Regions from separate parts of the Homo sapiens genome. Here all the other regions are linked to region 3. A link is a loop called in an ENCODE intact Hi-C map of the cell type or tissue named here. Cell type or tissue: IMR-90. All regions are shown on one strand.

Region 1 (5,000 bases), 940 kb before region 3:
TTTCTTTTGCTAAACAAAACCAGGAGTCAGCAGTTTCCCAGCAAGCAGTCTATCATTCAGAGGTACTTTTTAACTTTAATGACTTTTTTTTGGTTAGATCTAAATACAGGAAAAAATTAAAATATTCTTACTACTAGTTAAAGCATGCTAGTATTTTGGTTTTTTCAAGGGTCAGTGTTACAGCAACTTTAACTTGGAATCATGGAACTGTAGAGTTTTATAACAGAAAGGAATTTAGACCATCTGTTCCAACCACCTTGTTCTACTGCTAAAAAAGCTGAAGCTTTGTGAGGATTCATTATGCAATTATTTATTAAGTATCCATTATATGCCAGACACAACCTTGGAAAAGATACAAAGATAAGTAAGACATGACCCCTACCTTTAAGCAGCTTACAGTCATGTAGGAAGATAAGGGCTTACACAAGTAATTATTCAACAGTGCAATAACTAATCAAATAGCTGTATTTACAAGTACTATATGAACACACAGGAGAAAAGACTCTGCCTGAAGTTAGATGACACTTCATACACAATATTACATTGATGTCAGTCTTTAAAGATGGAGTAGGACTTTGCAGGCAGCAACGAAAGGGAAGGACATTTCAGAAGCAGAAATACCATTTGTTAAGGGATGACAGCCAAGAAATATTAAAGCATATTTGGAAAGTATTGAAAATCTCTGTGTGGCTAGAACTTTAGATGAAGAATCAGATACATCTGGAGAAGGAGATTGAACCAGATGATCATAAAGAACATTTTATTTAGGCCATGGTAAGGCTTGGGCACTGTGGAGCCCATGAAGGTTTTTGGACAAGGGAGTTGCCTTAGGAAGGAGTATGAAGCCATAAACAAATGAGGGAGACATGGGGGATCTGTCAGAACACCACTGGAGTAGTCCCAGCAAGAGAGAATGAGAACAAAGACAGTTACAGCAGAAATAGAGAGGAGAGAGATTTAAATTTAAGGGCATAGGATTGACAGTAATTGGTCATTGGTTGAGAGAGGTAAAGAAGCTTTTTTTTAAGGATAATCTTGAGGTTCCTACCTTAGGAGCTTGGATGGGTGATTATAGAGTTGTTGGCTTAGAAGTGCAGACAGAAGAGTGCCAGATTTTGTGGGGAAACTAATGAGTTTGATATACACATTATATTTAAGGTGCTTAAGGAAATTCCAGGTAGAAATATACAACATTGTCATTCAGACTGGTTAATGATGGAGCTGGGACTAGGATTCTTGATCTATAGTGCTGTTTCTATCATATCTGGTTGTCTTCGCATGAACAAATGTCAACTGGCTTTAGATGAGCTGGAGATCTGAAGACTATATAGGGCCCAAGGAGATGGTTGGTTTTATTTTCTGTTTTTATTTTTAAAACTTTAAATGATTAGGAAAGGTAGGAGAAGATATAAAATTTAGTAATGGGAAAAAATGAAGGCTTAACATATTCCTTCTGAATTTAAAATAATTAAATTTTCTGCAACTTTAGTTAGCAATAGATCATTTCACTGGAAAAATCTTAGTTGTGATATCTGTGTTGCTAAATTCAAAAACATACTCTCATAGCTGCAGAAATTAAGATGATTAGTATCGAAACCATTAAGCTGAGAGAGAGAAAGGAGGGAGAGGAGAGAGAGAAAGCGCATGTGCGGGTGGAAAGGAGAGAGAAAGAGGGAGAGGGAAGAAGGGAGAGAGAATGAGACAAGCAAATGGTACAAAAAGAGGTGGCAAATAGCAGAAGTGTCTGCATAAATTTATAAATTCCACTGACTAATCCTAGTTTTCTTTCTTTTTGGAAATCACTAATATCAGTGTATTTATTCGTGCAATTGTATCAGACGTTTTTATCTTTTAGATGCTGGGAAATTTATCTTCATTCTTTCTTTCTCTTTTTTTTTTCTTCCTTTCATTTTTCCCCCCTCTCTCTAGAACTCTTATTTCCAGATATTGACACTTCTACTTCTGTTTTTCTTATCCCTTAAATTTTCTGTCTTTCTTTTCTTCTCCATTCTGGGAGAACTCCCCAATCTGATCTGCTAACTATTAATTTGTTCTCTGCTATACTGTTTATCCCGTTTATTGTGTTTTTCATACTTGACATTCTTGTTTTTTGTTGTTTTTTTTTTTGCTTTGCATTTTAATATCTTTTCTTATCGCCTACTCTGTGTCTGTCTGTCTGATTAATATCATTCACTTTGTTGTCTGTTTTTTTTTTCTTTTTTAAACTTATTGACTCCTCAGGTATCTGGTTCTTTTGACCTGTGAGTTCTTATTTCACTGATGGGATCAACTATTCTGTCTGAGAATTTGGGTAAGGATAAAACCATGGTCTGTTTCAGAGAGTTAAAGAAGAGGGGAGGAGAGAGCCCTAGGGAGGAGAGCCTTAGGCAGCACAGAACCACCCTTGGTCACTGTCCCTGCTGTTTGCTGTTACTCCACTATATGGCTCTCCTGGTGATTATTGTGTCTTTAAGCCCTTAGGAAGACGTTGCTTTGGGAGGGTTTGTAATCCACTAGTCCTGGGGCTTGGAGGGGAAGAAGGTGAAGGAATGATGCCCACGGATGGGCTTCTGGACAGATTTCATCTATAGTTGTCACCATAGCTAGGCCTTCATGTTCCCTGATATTACTCTGGGGCGCCAGCATTTGCAGCTGGGGTTGTTAATAAGAAGACTTTTATGGTTGAGGGGCAAGCAGTAATCTCAAATTAATGGAGGAAGAAACAATGACTTTTCTCCATTCATTCCTCTCACAAAGCCCCTCCACACAGCCTCCTCGCTAGGATGCAGCCCCTTTCTTTCCACGCGTTCCAGTTTGAGTTAACTGTCTGTCTTTCCAGGGGCTTTTCACAACTTTTACTTTAGTTCTCAGAATCTATGGGTTCTTTTTCACCTCTGTAGTTACTCCAGTGTTGATTTTGAGAGCTGGCAGCCTTTGTTACTGTGCTGTCCTGGCTAGACCAGCAATGCAGAAGTTAGAATTCTATCTTCTCCAGATCTTTTTCTAAGCATTAAGCATTTATATATGTATAAAAATATATTTGTGTATATGTATATGTGTGTATGTGTGTGTGTGTGTGTATATATATATATGTGTGTGAATCTTTTTGAGACAGAGTTTCAGTCTGTTGTTCAGGCTGGAGTGCAGTGGCTCAGTCAGCTCACTGCAGCCTCGAACTCTTGGACTCAAGCAATCCTCCCATCTCAGCCCCCAGAGTAGCTGGGACTATAGGCGTGTACCATACCTAGCTAATTTTTTATTTTTTGCAGAGACGGGGTCTCACTATGTTGGCTAGGCTGATCTCCAACTTCTGACCGCAAGTGATCCTCCTGCCTCAGCCTTCCAAAGTCCTGGGATTATAGGCATGAGCCACCATTTCTGGCTTAGTATATAATTTTGAGGTGTGTGTATATATTGTTGTGCAATTTTAAATTTTAAAAAGCAGGTTGCAAGGCTTTTTAAAATTTAACATAAATCCTGAAGATCTACTATATTCTTTTTACCTACTATGTAGTATACCATAGTTTAATTATTCTCCTATTGAAGGATTTTTAGATTGGTTCCAAGTATTCTCTAATCAAACTATACTAGGTATAAAATCCTTTTTTTGTACTCATGAGAAATTATTTTTCTAGATTTAGATACTAAGGCATGGAATTGCTGGCTCAAAGATATAAGCATTCATAATTTAAATAGGCACTGAAAAATTGCCCCTAGCTGTATGAGATCCCTTTCCCATGTCACACATAATGCTTTTAATCTTAAATTTTTGCCAGTCTGATTAACAGTGACATTTTGCATATTTTCTTGTCTAAAGGGCTATGTAATAAGAACTAGTAATATTGATACATTATAAGTTAAAATATTGCTTTGCTAAGTTGTGGCTTTTCTTTGTGCTTGAAACTTCTTGCTTAGAGGGGCATTTGGTCAGTGAAAGCTCACTGATGGCAAAACTGTAATTTGTACATATATGTAGATGGGCTAGGTATATTACTCTGCATTATAGGCAACCTGACTTAAATTGGCATGAACTTAAGCATTGAGTATAATCCAAAACTCAGAGATACTTATGAGTATGAGACCATTTTGTAAATAGGCAAGATAAGTCTTCAGTAGGGTCATAGAGTATTCTTAAGGTGTTAAATAGTTCAGCAGTTGCAAATATCCTAGAAAACAGATTCACAACAGAGAAGTTACTGTAGACTGTCAGAGTAATATAGGCATTGTGAAATATTTCTCATTAATTTCTGGGGAAAACATAATTGCCATCATTCTAAACACTGCCCAAGAGTCTCCAAGGGATTTCATATTAATTATGAACAGTATTTTTTAATTTAAAGGATGTTGAGGCAATCAGTATTCCTAAAGAAGAGTCAGGCTAAGGGAATAAGGAGAGATAGAGATGTACATAGGAGAATGAAGGCAAATTGAAGAGAATCTTGAATGTTGAGCTAAGAAGTTTAGATTTTATTTTATAGTCAATGGAATCATCAAAGGTGTTTCAGCAGTGATTTCTTCATATAGTCTAGTTAAAAAAAACACTTGTTGGTTGAAATTAAACCCCTTTTAAATGAGAAACATGGGAGCTTTCAGATAATTGGAATTTTGCTTCAGTTCTTAATTAGTAAATTCATTAATTAGAATATCTCAAGTCATAAAATGTACTAGTGATTAGGATATATAATTTTTTAATACAGAAAGAAAATAGGAGTCTTATATTTTTTCATTTGTTCATTTATTTCATAGATTTCATTTAAAACAATTTTTTTTTTTTTTTTGAGACGGAGTTTCGCTTTTGTTGCCCAGGCAGGAATGCAGTGGCGGGATCTCGGCTCACCACAACCTCCACCTCCTGGGTTCAAGTGATTCTTCTGCTTCAGCCTCTCGAGTAGCTGGGGTTACAGGCATGCACTACCATGCCCGCTAATTTTGTATTTTTAGTAGAGATGGGTTTTTGCCATGTTGATCAGGATTGTCTGGAACTCCTGACTTCAGGTGAT
Region 2 (5,000 bases), 160 kb before region 3:
TGAAAACATGTCTATCAGACACAGAGAATATTACTGTGTAGGTGGTGGTGAGTCATATTGTGGTATTTCATGTAATGACTAAGAATATTGGCAGAAATTTTACAGGCTGAAAACCTCCAAGGTTTGTTCTCTGTGTTTACCAATCCCTTTTAGGGCTTAAAGCTCTCTCTTGTTTTCCATTTATGTTTTTCCTGACTGGTTGGGAGCAGGTAATAATTCACTGAATGCACCTCTATGGAAACTGACAAAAATCTTACCTAGCTTTCAGATTTCTAACCACCATCATACTAAAATATTATTCTCAGAGTCATTGCAGTTAAATTTTAAGTGCTTCTTTGGCAATTCATGATTCCCAGATGAGATGGTCATTTGCTGTAATGGGGCTGGATGTTTATATATTTAATGAATTATCATAGCTTAATAGTACATTTTCTCCATGCATTTTATAAAAATGTTTTCTGTTTATTTGCTGCCAAAGCATCACCCTTCAATCTGCCATTAGCTTCTTCCTCTTGATGTTGTACTTATTATCACCATGTCATGTGTCTTTAGGTCACAGCTTCTTCCCCTTGATGTTGTACTATCACCATGTCATGTGACTTGAGGTCTGCTTAGGTGCCTCTCCAGGGGCTTAACTTATTTCTGGTAGTGTTGAGTTGTGGGGTGGGAGGAGAGGGTTAAACTCAGAAAAGGCACTGCTAATGTTGAGTGTATCCTTGAGATGAACTGAAGGCTTGCAGCCTGCTGGGCTTGTGGGAAACCCTTTCTGGGTGGAGTTAGGATAGGTGAATTGGGGCTGTTTATTCTGGACAAATATCTGAGGTATCTAATTTGAAAAATAAAAGTTAGACTTGTCTGAGTAAGAAAATGGTTGGTAATTCTGTGAACTCTGTACATTGAGTCAGATGGACAGGTACCTTATCAAGGACCATTAAAAAGCAAAACAAAAGAAAACAAAAAACAAAACCCCCAAACACAATCACATACAAATAGCGAGTTGATTGGCAGGCTAACCTCAAGGGCCTGTCTTAGCTTCTTTCTCTCGTTTTTCTTAGTCCTCCTGCCCATTCCCCCACCTCAATCATTATTTGAATGTCCTCAGACCTTATCTAAATATATATTTGTATGTATGTAAAGAGTTAGTTAACTCATTAGAAATAGATATCCTGAATTTCTTAGTGACTTCTCTTATTAGCCAAAAACTTGTATTTTATCTCATTGAAATCTATTGATTAGGTAGATTTTCAAATAATAAATGCTTTAGATATTGCTTTAGAGGTTTTATAAATGATCCCATATTTCAGTTTAGCTAAAATCTCTGAAAAGAGCTTTTTCTTCCAAAGTGTTAGTCTTTCAACTCATTCAAGACCCTTATTGTATATTATTTCAAAATTCCTTCCCTTGCTTTATCTAGCAAATGAATCCATTTCCTTCGATTGATTTGTAGCATGCCAATTGTTTTCTGATTTATGTAGGTTTCTCTACAGAACTGCCTGCTTATTCTACAGTGTGGAATTGGTAAGGTTTCTTTGTACAGAATCTCTTAGAAGTGGGGCTTAATAATGCACTTTGTTACGGATGAAGCCTAGAACTTTAGTTCCCACAGCTGGGCTTCCCTCAGAGGTCCTTTCTTCTTAATAATAAAAAAAAATCTTTTCTCCAAAATATTATAAATATGTAAAATATATAAATATATAAAAGTATAATTAATATCATCTCCAAGAAGAAGAGCCTTTTAATCTGTTGGTTTTAGTTTTTGAGAAACTAAAACTTTCTCTGGAGAGGCATGATGCTTGATGCAAAGGTTTCTCCTTTTATCTCTTGCTTAATCATTTTCCTTTGACTTTTAAAACTCTATCCATAGAGAATAACATGAAAAAAAAATTCTCTGACCAATGAAAGGAGCTCGGCCACCCAAGTCTAAGATGTAGTAAGATTTAGATTCTATACTCAACTAGGGTGCTTCCTGGGGTTTGAGTAATTACATCTGTTTGTAATCATAGTGAAAAACCTGGCTGTTAACTCACAGATGATCTGGTACAGTAGTCCTCCCTTACCAGCAGGGGATATGGCCCATCTAAAACCCTCCCCTCCCCTGTGGATGCCTGAAACCACAGATAGTACTGAACGCTATATATACTATGTTTTTTTCCTATACATATATATCTATGTTAAACTTTATAAATTAGGCATAGTAAGGGATTCACAACAATAACTAATAATAAAATAGAACAGTTATAACAATAGGTTGTAATAAATGTTAATGTGAATGTGGTCTCCTCCTCTCTTAAAATATCTTACTGTACTCACCCTTCTTTTGGTGATGATGTGAAATGATAAAATGCCTGTGTGATCAGATGAAGTGAGGTGAATGACATAGGCATCACGAGGTAGTGTTAGCCTACTATTGACCTTGAGATGAAATGTCAGGAGGAAGATCATCTGCTGCGGGTGAACCTGGCTCATGGAACCATGAGGATGCTGATGGTTAGATATTCATGACTAATGAGCAAGGAATGTATACAGCCTGAATATGCTGGACAAAGGGTGATTCATGGCCTGCACAGGACTAAGTGAGATTTCATTGCAATACCCAGAATGACACACAATTTTAAACTTAGGAATTTTTTATTTCTGGAATTTATTCTTTTAGAATTCTTAATTTATACTTTTGGACCACAGTTGGCTAGAGGTAACTGAAATGGCAGAAAGTGAATTCAGAATTCAGAGAATAAGAGGACACTACTATACTTTTCTGTAGAGTCAGTATTAGGGGGAAAAACAAACTGAAAAGGTTCTTAAGGACTTCTTGTTAATATTAACATATCACTTAATTACAAAGGGACCTTGGGGAAAACATTGCCTGTTGCTTGGCCTAAATGGAATACACACTAATATAATTTATGTAACTTTCAAAGAAAGGATAAGAATATTTTAAGGAAGTGATCTTTGATTTCAAAGGAATGCTGTGTCTGAAACTGTAACATTTCCCAGATTGAGCTACTTACTTTAAAGGAGTACACAGTTTTCTTTCCTCCTTCTTCATACACTTCTTTCCAATCAGTTTCTCTTTTAAGCCAACTCCTTGGTTTATCTAATGTTCAAACAGAATTTTCTTTTCTTACTATGTATATACAAAGCTGTATTTTTTCTACTTTGTCTATATAGAATTTTTTGTTTGTTTTCCTGGGGCTCCAACAAGCAGGCTTGATTTTTTTTGACAGCTTTATTGAGGGATAATTTATATGTCATAGAATTCACCTCTTGTAATTGTACAGTTTGAGTTTTAATAAATGTTTATAGTTGTTAACCATCACCGCCATAGTTTATAACACTTCCAGCATCCCATCTCCCCTTGTGCCCATTTGCAGTCATCCCTGCCCTTGCCTCTAGGCCCCAGACAATCATCCGCTTTCTGGCTCTGTAGATCTACTTTTTCTAAGAAATTCATGTTAAGAGATACTATTGAGATACAGTGATACTAATTGCTTTATTTTTCATGAATGCTTCCTTTAGAATTTAATTACCAAAATGAAAAATCTCCTGAAATGTTACCTTGAAGTAATTTGAAGAATGATTTTCAAATTGTTTTGTATCCATTATTTTTTCCTTCTCCCATCAACTTTGCTTTCATTGCCCTTCTTGCCCAGCAGCCTATCTAAATGAATATGCATAGTTAGAAGAGACAATGCAAAAACAATCCAGCTGTTTTGTAACTAAAGAAATACTGTGTGTTATCCAGAAGTAGGGTCTGTGAGAGGGACTGGAGATTCAAACATAGAAGCTAAAACTAAAACCGTACAGCTTCCAGAAGAAACCATACAATTTTTTTTTACCTGTAAGTTGTAGAATTTCTTAGAGAAGATTTACAATCATTAACTATATTTTAAAAATTGATAAATTAGACTTCATTAAAATTTTAAAAAACACGTGGTGATCAAAATATTAACAAAATGAGAAGGCAAGCCACAGGCTAGGAGAAATATTCTTAATATATACCTCTGGCAAAGGACATGTTTCCAGGATATATAAAGAATTACTTTAAATCAGTAAAAATAAGACAGGTAACTCAATAAAAATGGGCAAAAGATTTGAACAAACATTTCACAAAAGAACATGTATGAATGGCCAGTAAACATGTGAAAAGTTATATTTAGCACCAGTTGTCATTAGGAAAACGTAAACTAAAACTGCATTGAGATCGTACTTAACAGAAACTAGAAGAGCTAAAATTTAAAAAAACAGCACCAAGTGTTGATGAGAATGTGGAGTAACTGGAACTGCCGTGTATTGCTGACATGAGTATAAGATGGTACCACTAGATTCTAAGGTGTTAAGTGTTACTTCAATGTATACCTTTGCCAAACTCAAAAACTGTATACTTAACATGTGTACATTTCACTGTATGTGCATTTCACCTCAAATAATAGGCTTTAATCTTTAAAATGCATTGGGCATGTGCCATGGCCCATGCCTGTAATCTCAGCACTTTGGGAGGCTGAGGCTGGAGGATGACTTGAGCACAGGAGGTCAAGGTTACAGTGAGCTATGATCACACCACTGCACTCCAGCCTGGATGACAGAGAGAGACCCTATCTCTAAACAATAAAATAATCAAATAATCCTCACTATATCTTGAAATATCCCTTCCCTTCCTCCCTCCCAGCTTCCCCATCTTCTCTACTTTCTGCACACCTTCCTTTTTTTTTTTTTTTTTTTTTTTCATTTCTGCTATGTCAGACTGCTTTTAAGTACTGATGCAAAGATGAATAGAACAAATTGAGTTCGCGTCTTTTGGGAACGAGTTCACAATGAGAGTCAGACGTACCAATAACATATAGCAATGTGATAAATTCCACAAAGTACAGAGGAGCTACTCATCCCCAGAAAGGCAGGATAGGCTACCTGGAGGGAATAGCTGATGCCTTGTAAAAGCTTATATGAATAGGATTGCCTCTTAGACATGGTGGGCCCTTGGAAAAGGGGAACAGCATGTGCAA
Region 3 (5,000 bases):
TTAGGGATGGACATATGACTTAATGCTGACCATCAAAGCAGGATTCAGGACATTTTTTCCATGGCTTTGAGGGGAAAAGCTACCTCCTTCCCCTGGCTGCTATCTCACCCACCTATTAATCCAGAGGAAAACCAGTTTGAAGATAAACTCTACACATGAGAGAGACCAGAATTTACACAAAACATAAGTAAACAAAAACACCACACTCACATTGAAACAGGGTCCTTGATCAAAATAAATCTGAAGCTTACACTACTATGGGACCAGTCTTTCTCAAAGTTCAATAGAAGAAATAAGCCCTAAGATATACATTGCATGCAATAATGTAGCTTCTGTCCTATGCAACTGGAATGGTACTAAGTATGTCCTATCCTTGGGTGAACTGAGAAAAGTTACTCAAATTACTTTTATGTTCTGTGGTTCAAATGAGGAACTCTGGTTGCAAAAGCAATTTGACTCTGCAGTTGGGTGTACTGATAAGTCAGCTTTATTGTTTAGGCTAGTTAGAGTTGGGGTTTCCATTTCTTACAGCTGAAAGCTTCCTAACTAGTATAACGATCAATCTTTCTTGCACTCCCATCTGTTGCTCTGAATGCAATTTCAACAAAATTACTGGGAAATTTTCAAAAAAATTACCAGAAAATCTGGCTCAGCAGATGCAGAATTCTGTAGGTTATCTGCTGTATCCTCACTTGATTCATTTCTCAGACATTCAAAAATGCTGAACAATGATAAAAGGGTCAATCCATAAGGAAGATATAACAATTATAAACAAATATGCAAGTAACAGGAACTGAAAATGCATGAAGGAGAAACAGACAGAATGGAAGGGAGAAATAGACAATTCAACTATAATGGATTATATACCATTATCACCATTATATACCAGTTATCCTAGGAATGCAAGGTTGGATTAACATCCAAAAATCAATCAACCACATGACCACCTCAGCAGATGCATTAAAAAGCATTTGACAACATCCAAAGCCTTTTCATGACAAAAAATCATTCAGCAAACTATTAACAGGAATAGAAGAGAACTTCCACAACCTGATGATGAAAGGCATGTACTAAAAGCCCAGAGCTAATATTTACCTGGGAAAGACAATACTTTCCCCCTAAGATCAGGAAAAAGACAAGATGTCTGCTCTCACCACTTGTATTCAACCTGAAGGTTATAGCCAGGGAAGTTAGGTAAGAAAAATGAAATATTAGGTTGGTGCAAAAGTAATTGTGGTTTTTGCCATTACTTTTTATTGGCAAAAACCGCAATTATAGCCAAATAAAAGGCATCTAGTTCAGAAAGAAGAAAAGTAAAACTATTTTTATTTGCAGATGACATATTGTATTTGAATAAGAAATCTGCTTAAAAAGAACTAATTAACAAGTTCAGTAAGTTTGCAGGCTAAAAAATAATATTAAAAACAGTTGTATTTCTATACACTAACAATGAAGAATCCAAAATGAAATTAAGAAAAGAATTCCATTTATGATAGCAGCACAATGAATAAAACACTTAGGAACAAATTTCACAAAAAAAAGTATAAAACTTGTACTCTGAAAACTACAAAAAAATGTTGAATGCAATGAATGAACGCCTAAACAAATGGAAAGACAGCTTGTGTTCACTGACTGGAAGATTTAATATCATTAAGATGGCAATATTCTATAAATTGAACTACAGATTTAATGAAATCCCTATCAAATTCCCAGCTGGCTTTCTTGCAAAAGTTGACAAGCTGATTCTAAAATCCACATGGAAATGTAAGAGGCCCAGAAACAATCTTGAAAAAGAATAACAAAACTGGAAGGCTCACACTTCACAATTTCAAGGCTTACTATTACAATGCTATTGTAAACAAGACAGTGTGAAACTGACAGAAGGATAAACCCATATCCTGGAATGGAATTGAGAATCCAGAAATAAACCCTCATATTTATAATCAATTGATTTTCAGTGAGTGTCCCGAGATAATTCAATGGGGGAAAGAATAATCTTTTCAACAAATGGTACGGTGACGATTAGATATCTACGTGCAAAAGAATAAAATTAGACTCCTACCGCACACTGTCTATAAAAATCAACTCAAAATAGACCTAAATAAAAGAGCCAAAAGAAACAAACTCTTACAAGAAAACACACATGTGAATCTTTGAGAACTTAGGATAAGCCTGTTTAGGTAGGCCAATAAAAGCACAAGCAATAAAACAAACAAAAAAGATAAATTGGACTTCATAGAAATAAAAAACTTGGGGACATCAAAGATTTTATCAAGAAAGTGAGAAGGCAACCTACAATATGACAGAAAATATTTGCAATCTTGATATATGACAGGAACTTGTATCCAGAGTATATAAAGAACTCCTACAAGTCAACAATAAAATGACAAATAACCCAATTTAGAAATAGGGAAAATACTTATATAGACATTTCTCCAAAGGAGACATATTAAATAGAAATGGCCAACAAGCACATAAAAGACATTCAACATCATTATTATTAGGGAAATGCAAGTCAAAACCACAATAAGATACCACTTCATGCCTGTCAGGGTGACTAATACTAAAAACAAAACAAAGCAATAGCCATAAGAGGTATTGGCGAGGGTGTGAAGAAACTGGAATCCTTATACATTGCTAGTGGAAATGTAAAATGGTGCAGCTGCCTTGGAAAATGATTTGGCAGTTCCTCAAAATGGTCAACCAAGTGATACCATATGACCCAGCAATTTCACTCCTAGGTATATACTCAAAAGAAATGAAAACAAATGTCCTCACAAAACTCATACACAATGTTCATAGCAGCATTGTTCACAATACCTAAAAAGTGGAAATGACTCAAATGTCCATCACCTAATGAATGAGTAAACAAAATGTGTTTTTATCTGAAAAACAGAATATTATTCAGGAATAAAAAGAAAGAAGTACTGATATGAGCTACAGCATGAATGGACCTCAAAAACATCATGCTGAGAGAAAGAAGTCAGATGCTAAAGACCACATATTGTATGCTTAATTTATATCAAATATCCAGAATATACCAATCCATAGAGATAGAGAGTAGTGTTTTCCAGAGACCGGGAGGAGAGGGAAATGCAGAGGAACAGCTAGTGGGTATGGGGTTTCTTTTTAGGTTAGGAAGTTAGATCGTGGTGAGAGTTGCACAAGTCTGTGAATAGACTAAAAACCACTGAATTGTACACTTTAAAGGATAAATAGTATGGTTTGTGAATAGTATCTCTGAGTTGTCATAAAAAAACACATTTGAACAGCTTCTACAATGTTGCTTTATCACTTGCTATCTCTCAGGCCTCATTAGCATCAATATAGTTGTGAAACGAATTTTTAAAGACATTTAATATAGAACCTCCCATTTAGAGAAATAAAATTTCAACAAAATAATGTTTAATGAATTCTGAACTTGTCATATTAGACAAAGTAAGTCAAACTATTGAAAGCATGAGGTAGAAAATCAATAAACCTTAGGCATAAAAACATGTTTCATGACGACAAAGCTTAGTTTAAAAATGTTTCATAAATTAAAAACATGGAAAACTGAAAGCTTATCAACCCTTTTACTTATTTTATTAACCTCAGATGTTATGAAAAGAACTAAAGCAGTTTATTTGATTTGGCTGAACACATATGAATTACTTAAAAATGAAGCATAGCCATCCAAATAGCATGCTTTAAATGCCTGTCCAGTGATTTACAGCTAATTGCCAAATATTATTCCGTTGCTAAATCTTTACATTTGCTTTACTAAGGTTTGCTAAATTAGTTAAAATAAACTCAAGCATAGCATATTTCCAGAATATTTTTGATAAAAGATGTCACAAACATACATTTCCTACATATTTTAAAAATATTTAATAGGAAACTATCTTATGTCATATTTCCCAGGAAAAAGATAGAGAAACAGATTTGTGTATGGGAAGTTTATTGTGCAATGGTCTCAAGATAAAAACTGTGAGACGTTAAGGAACCAGGGTTGAGCAAAAAGAGTCGAATTGTGATGTAATTGCAAAAAAACATCTCAGCTAATCCCACTGGAGCTTGGAAGCTACGCTGGCCTTTCTGAGTTGTTCCAAATTAAGGCAAGGGGGCCTGATTTGTATATCACCACACTGACCAGTCATTGGATGTGGGCTGCACCTGGGGAGTGGTCATAATGCTGGGTGAAGAAATTCCTTTCACCTGAGGGCAATTCTTGGTGAGGGATTTGCTCTGAGCCATCAACAGGTAATAATTCTGACAGCTGGGGAAATGAATGCCTTGGTCCTGAAGCAGGTATCTGAGCAAGACACCACATTATCCATTCAGTGCACCCTTTGAACTGCTCAGATCCATTTGCTTTGTATAAAACAGTCACACCACCTGCTTCCTTTTGGTTGGTCTCTTTTCCAGTGAAATTTACAAAAGGAAAGTTGGTGGAATGAAGTATAATCCCCACTGCTGCACCTGATTGCAGAGTTGCAACTAATATTCAATTTTTGAATTCTCATTACTTTTGGCTGGTACCTCCACTAGACCGGGTGGCTTGCCCATAGGGGTGACCCAGGCCCTCATTACTGTGCCATCGAAGCCCTGCTCACTATGCCCTCCTTAGGGCCAATGATCTGCACTGTTCCTTCACTGTCAACTTTAGACAGGCGAACACTAAGAGATGCCCCAGTATATCACATGGAGCAAACCTATTCTCTCCTTCCCCATTGTGGAACAGCAGTCCTGCCTCCCACAGAACCTGGGGTTGTTTGAAATGCAGTCCCAAAGCATAGCTAGGTTCTCACATCTGTGGAAGCCAGCACTTAACAGTCCACACTTCAACCTCTTGCTCTGTGTCTCACAGCACGACTATTGATGTTTCAATGTGCACTAAATAAACTGACATTTCTTTCCAACTGTATCCTCTACATCTTTTCCACATCATGTCAACAACCAGAATACCAATACAATATTTTAGAAAGGTTGAGAAGTTCTCCAAAAGCAGAGAATATGTT

Evidence for each region. Peaks named below come from ENCODE experiments on the same cell type or tissue, not always from the same donor. Only the 100,000 strongest peaks of a DNase experiment are listed, where the experiment ranks them.
Region 1: a loop joins it to region 3, with 3 times the contacts of the local background. A loop is called at or near these places in 17 of 110 quality-filtered maps.
Region 2: a loop joins it to region 3, with 5 times the contacts of the local background. A loop is called at or near these places in 8 of 110 quality-filtered maps.

What each region holds. Positions count from the first base shown.
Region 1 is chr14:58,492,214-58,497,213 of GRCh38, forward strand. KIAA0586 reads left to right here. Exons shown (of 31, transcript NM_001329943.3): 26 at 1-62. Among named protein-coding and RNA genes, the nearest start is that of KIAA0586, 67 kb to the left of the region's middle. In IMR-90, no CTCF peak of the experiment used is centred here; no DNase peak of the experiment used is centred here.
Region 2 is chr14:59,275,836-59,280,835 of GRCh38, forward strand. All of the region lies in intron 2 of DAAM1 (dishevelled associated activator of morphogenesis 1), which reads left to right. Among named protein-coding and RNA genes, the nearest start is that of DAAM1, 90 kb to the left of the region's middle. In IMR-90, no CTCF peak of the experiment used is centred here; DNase peaks (open chromatin) are centred at 56 and 2,526; H3K27ac peaks cover 137 bases.
Region 3 is chr14:59,435,757-59,440,756 of GRCh38, forward strand. No RefSeq gene overlaps it. Among named protein-coding and RNA genes, the nearest start is that of GPR135, 27 kb to the right of the region's middle. RefSeq lists an enhancer at 3,256-3,425. In IMR-90, no CTCF peak of the experiment used is centred here; DNase peaks (open chromatin) are centred at 2,595, 3,675 and 3,975; H3K27ac peaks cover 980 bases.